2 separate regions of the Homo sapiens genome follow, and region 1 is linked to region 2. The links are chromatin contacts, found by Hi-C or POLR2A ChIA-PET in ENCODE. All regions are on one chromosome and are shown on one strand. Each heading gives the region's core, a stretch centred on a gene start or an enhancer-like site at or near the end of the contact. The rest is flanking DNA. Distances are from core to core; before and after follow the strand shown.

The links. A loop is a pair of places that touch in the nucleus more often than their neighbours do. ChIA-PET counts read pairs that join two places held with the same protein, here RNA polymerase II (POLR2A). Pooled maps may share reads with other maps.
Region 1: a loop to region 2 is called in a map of CD8-positive, alpha-beta T cell, with 32 times the contacts of the local background. The contact joins the promoter of CARS1 here to the promoter of CDKN1C in region 2. A Hi-C loop is called at or near these places in 4 of 168 maps with a recorded cell type or tissue (CD4-positive, alpha-beta memory T cell, CD8-positive, alpha-beta T cell and naive thymus-derived CD4-positive, alpha-beta T cell) and 12 of 50 pooled maps. POLR2A ChIA-PET finds 5 or more read pairs at or near these places in 2 of 52 experiments (GM12878 and activated T-cell).

Annotation. Positions count from the first base shown.
Region 1 is chr11:3,055,988-3,058,687 of GRCh38, forward strand. CARS1 (cysteinyl-tRNA synthetase 1) reads right to left here and starts at 1,436. Exons shown (of 23, transcript NM_001014437.3): 1 at 1,356-1,436. The coding sequence starts at 1,380. LOC124902615 (a long non-coding RNA gene) reads left to right here and starts at 2,637. Exons shown (of 2, transcript XR_007062555.1): 1 at 2,637-2,700. RefSeq lists an enhancer at 1,090-1,622.
Region 2 is chr11:2,884,469-2,887,168 of GRCh38, forward strand. CDKN1C (cyclin dependent kinase inhibitor 1C) reads right to left here and starts at 1,307. Exons shown (of 4, transcript NM_001122630.2): 1 at 1,166-1,307; 2 at 202-998. The coding sequence starts at 988. RefSeq lists enhancers at 297-1,132, 1,133-1,968, 1,969-2,700.

The DNA.
Region 1 (2,700 bases), core at 186-2,685, 170 kb after region 2:
TCTGGGTGACTTCTGAGGGCCGCTTGGCTCTGGGACGGGTGGAGATGGTGCTGGAATCCAGGCACACAGGTAGGGTGGTAGGCGGCGTGCCTGGAAGGTGACCACCTCCTGCCACTTGGCACAAGAGTGTAGCCCTGTCATCTGGGTGTCCCCATGCCGCCAGATTACTCGGGTTGTCATAACTACCTATCTATAACCCAATAAACCCTCAGGGGCAAAGGGCACCACCAGATGCTAAGGAAATCTTGGTACGATCTAAACTGAGGGTGGGGGCTGGAGGTGTCTTACAAGAACTTGCATCTAATTTTTGCCAGCCAAAAGAATTAAAAACTAGATACTGAGAATGTTTCCTTTGGAAAGGCTGCTCCAGACTGTTAGGAATCTGGGCTTTCTGATTCAGTCTCTTGCCTTTCCAGCACCTAAAATCTTGCTGGAGGGACAGTGAGAGAAGAACCCACTGGTCTCTCAAGGTCTACCCGCTGGTGACATGAGTGACTGGGGGAGCTGACACAGCTGTGTCCCTGGGGAACCTCCCGGGTTGGCAATAAAATGGGGCAGTAATGCTCTGACAATCAGCTTGCAGTGGACTGCCTGCGGAACTGGAGATGAAAGCCTTCGTAAAGCCCCAAGCCCTTTTACTGTGTGTACGCGTACCCCTGGCGTCCTCTGCCCCATTTCCCTAAATACCAACCTCAGGTGCCCTCCGCCCACCTCCCGGAAGCTGCCAGGTCTGGGCAGAAAACCAAAACAACCCTTGGGCCTTTGTCTCCCCCCTAAAGGCCAGCTGGGGCAAGAGGGAGCGAGGGCCCGCCCAGGCACCGGCTGGGGAAAGGCTGTTTGATGTAGGGCCACCTCCCGGGGTGAGGATGCAAGGGGACCTCGGCAGGAACCAAGTGAGGAAACTGAGGCTGGGTGGTCTGGGCAGCGCCCCGCTCGGGCTCGGGTCCCCGCGGGGTCTGTGCTCCAGCCACGGGTCTGGCAGACCCTCACGCAGGAGTCCCAGGGGTCCCAGTGGCCGTCCCTCGGAGCCGGGCACCCGTTGTCCTTCGGATCCTAGGACGTGCCACCCCTCGAACCTCAGGACCCGCCGTCCCTCAGACCCCGGGCACTGACACCCCTCAGACCCCGAGCACCCCCGCCCCTCGGACCCAAGGACGTGCCGTCCCTCAGACCCCGCGCACTGACACCCCTCAGACCTCGGGCACTGCCGCCCCTCAGACCACGGACACAGCTGCCCCTCAGAACCCATGCACCCGGGCCCCTCAGACATAAGGACTCGCTGCCCTTCGAGCCGAGCACCCAGCGCCCAGTCAGGCCCCCAGCCGCCCTCAGCCTGGCCCGGCCGCGCCGCTCACCCTGCTGCCCGGAGGAATCTGCCATGGCTGGGAATCCCGGACCCGCAGCTGCGGCTACAGACACTTCCTAGAATCTGATGCAACCGCCGCCCCGGAAGTCGCGCCCCACGCCGGGCCCGTCTTCCGGGACACGCCCGGTCGCTAGGCAACTACCAGGGGCTCCGGATGTCGCCGGCCCGGAGCATGCTGGGAGCTGTAGTTCAACCCAATGGCGACCCGCGCTCCGGAGCATCGCGCGGCCAAGCGTTCAGTGGCCGTGCTGGGAGTAGTCAGCCCAGCCGCGGGGAGACAAGCACTAAAGACTGAGCGTCCTGTAATAGGTGTTTAAGTCATGATTGCGCTAAGCGCCGTGGGGACCAGGCCCAGCCTGGAGGTCAGAGGCGGCCTCGGGACAGGGTGTGCTGGCGAGACGGGATGGTTCCCAGGAGGCCGACCTGGAGCAGGGCCTGGGGATGGGCGGGAAGAGCGCTCCAGGCCTAGGGACCGCCCTGCCAATGACCCTGCGGAAAGCAAGCCACTATGAAGTGTTGCGTGAACAGGCTTCTCCATCTCCTTCTCAGACCCCATTCTGGAGCCATCCCCAACCCCCTTAGGGCTCCTGCCTTCTGTGTGCATGATGTCACCTCCCAAGGATATCCCACCCAAGGTTCGTGCACCCATCCAAAATGAGAGGAAATGCTATTTAAGAAACAGAATTTTAATATGTCAAGAAAAATTATTAGCCAGGATTAGTGGCTCATGCCTGTAATCCCAGCACCTTGAAAGGACAAGGCAGGAGGATCATTTGAGTCCAGGAGTTTGAAGCTGCAGTGAGCTACGACTGTGCCACTGCATTCCAGCCTAGGCGACAGAGTGAGACCCTTTCTCAAAAAATAAAAAGTAAAAAATCTTCTAGTTACTTTTTGGAACCTCATGTCTAATTTCATAATAAATTCTAAGGCCGGGCACGGTGGCTCACACCTGTAATCCCAGCACTTTGGGAGGCCGAGGTGGGCGGATTATGAGGGCAAGAGATCGAGACCATCCTGGCCAACATGGTGAAACCCTGTCTCTGCTAAAAATGCAAAAATTAGCTGGACATGGTGGCGCTTGCCTGTAGTCCCAGCTACTCAGGAGGCTGAGGCAGGAGAATCGCTTGAACCAGGGAGGTGGAGGTTGCAATGAGCCGAGATTGCGCCATTGCACTCCAGCCTGGCAACAGAGTGAGACTCCGTCTCAAATAAATAAATAAATAAATAAATAAATAAAATAATAAATAAATAAATTCTAAATTCTACTGGTGGCTGGAAAAAAAAAAGAAGAAAGAGTTTGTTTACATTTCTGCAAAGATCCTGTAGCATGTGCT
Region 2 (2,700 bases), core at 57-2,556:
CCCCGCCCGCGCGAAGCCGCTGGAGGGCACAACAACGGGGCGGGGAGGGGGGTAAGGGCGCAGCCGCGCCCTGAGCGCTGCGGGCCCTTTAATGCCACGGGAGGAGGCGGGAACCCAGCGAGGCCCCCGAGGGCTGGGGGGACCGGCCGGCCGGACAAAGCGGGGCCGGGCCGGGCCGGGGCGGGGCCGTGCGGGGCTCACCGGAGATCAGAGGCCCGGACAGCTTCTTGATCGCCGCGCCGTTGGCGCTGGCGGCCGCGGTGCCGGCCGCGGGACGTCCCGAAATCCCCGAGTGCAGCTGGTCAGCGAGAGGCTCCTGGCCGCGCTGCCCCTGGTTCGCGCCCTGCTCGGCGCTCTCTTGAGGCGCCGCGTCCGGGGCCGGGGCCGGGGCGGGGGCCGGGGCCGGGGCCGGGGCCGGGGCTGGGGCCGGGGCCGCGACTGGAGCCGGGGCCGGAGCCGGAGCCGGAGCCGGGGCCGGGGCCGGGGCCAGGACCGCGACCGCGACCGGAGCCGCGACCGGAGCCGCGACCGGAGCCGGAGCCGGGGCCGGGGCTGGAGCCAGGACCGGGACTGGGGGCGGGGTGGACGCCGGGGCCGGGACCGGGACACTAGGCAGCTGCTCCGGCGCCTCCTCGAGGCCGTCGAGGGACTCAGCGGCCGGCTCGAGGGGCGGGCTGACAGCCACCGCGACCGCGACGGGCCGCGGCGCCAGCAGCAGGCGGCAGCGCCCCACCTGCACCGTCTCGCGGTAGAACGCGGGCACCGAGTCGCTGTCCACTTCGGTCCACTGCAGGCGTCCAGGGCCCCGCAGCGGCATGTCCTGCTGGAAGTCGTAATCCCAGCGGTTCTGGTCCTCGGCGTTCAGCTCGGCCAGGCGGGCCTGCAGCTCGCGGCTCAGCTCCTCGTGGTCCACCGGCCCGAAGAGGCTGCGGCAGGCGCTGGTGCGCACTAGTACTGGGAAGGTCCCACGGGCGACAAGACGCTCCATCGTGGATGTGCTGCGGAGGGACGCGTCGGACATGGCCCGGGGCTGCGCAAACGCGGGCAGCGAGAGAGGAGAGGACAGCGAGAAGAAGGGGAAAGGAGAGGAGGAGAGGGCGGAGGCCGGGCGCAAGGGAGACCCCGCGCCGCCCGACTCTGCGTGTGCGAGGGACGCGGCGGCTACCTGGCTGTCCGGTGGTGGACTCTTCTGCGTCGGGTTCGCCTGTCTCGTCCGGACGGCAGCCGCGCCCCCTCGATGCCTGCTGGCTAGCTCGCTCGCTCAGGCCTGGCCGGCACCCCTCGAGCACAGCGCACTTGGCCTGTGGAACGCCCAGCCCGCCTGCGCCCCCTTTATACGCGCGGGCCCCACCCCCGTGCGCGCGGGCCCGGCCGCGATTAGCATAATGTAGTATTTTCAGTTTCAACAACACCACGGCGATTGGCGGCCGCCCCGCTGCCCCGCCCCGCCGCGGCCCGGCCCCCGCGCACCGCCCATTGGCCGCGCGCACACCCACCGGGGGCGGGGCGGGGCGCGCGGCCGGGGCGCGCGGCTGATTGGCGGCCGCGGGGCGAGCGCGCTGTAGCAGGGGAAGGGGGCGGTGAGCGGGGCGGGGGCGGGAGTTAAAGGGCGCTGCGGGCGGTAACGTGACACCGCGACGCCCGCCCCCTCGCCCCATCCCCCCTGCAACACTCCCCCACCCCCCCGGCTCCCGCCCCCCGCCGGCTCCTTTGTCTGCAGGCGGGGGCCTCAGCCCAGCGCGGCAGGGGCCGGCTCCTGGCGGGTCCGGTGTCCGGCCAGGCCCAACTCGACCCCGGCCCGGTCCGGACCCCGGCGCCCAGCTCCGTCCCGCGCTCGCCCGTGGGCCTCCTGCGCCAGCTGACGAGGCTTGGACCCGCCGCTGCCAGCTCGGCCCTGGCCTGCGCCGGATGGGGTCTTCGGCTGCCCCCGCGCGGCCTGCTGCTGCTGGGCTGGTGTCCCTTCGAGGGCTCCGCGCGCCTGGAGCCCTCACACACCTGCTGGCCCTAAGGCCCTCGAGTCGGGAGGGGGGACAGGGGTCAGCTCCACTCTTTCCCCGAGGGACCATGTGTGGGACACCTTGAGAGACTCCCACCAGCCCCCTGGAGCTGGAGTCTGAAGCCGCTATCTGCGGAGGCCCACCCTGCCCAGTAGATGGAACAGGGGCTGAGCCCATCATGTCACTGTCGGGGGTCCCAGCCCTTCTCAGCCTTGGGCCAGACCACTCCAGCCCCGGGATCTGCCTGTCCAGGCTGGCTGGAAGCTGTTGTACTGGGTAAAAGTGAAAGATCTGCCCGAGGTCATAGGGGAAGGGGCTGTGAAGGACCATGCCCCTCCCCCGCCTGCAGCCCTTCCTGGTACAGACCTCGGTCGTGCGCGCACGCACACACACACACACACACACACGCACGCACACACACGGTGCTTCACCCCAGCCAGGCCAGACCAAAAGAGACCATTATTTCCTGCTGCCTCCCTTTTGGCCCACCTACCATGAGGCAGGGAGCCCCCTCCTCAAACCAGGAGCCTCCCAGATCGGGATGGGGACTGTCAGACACCTGTTGGAGGGTCCAGCAGCCCATGAGATCTAAGCCCCTATCTCAGGTGAGCCTGTGAGCCAGCAGAGAGACCTCTGGGAGGGAGGGAAGGTGCGGTCCCCTGAACCCCAACCAGCCTGCCTTTGAGTCCCAAGACACCCCCAC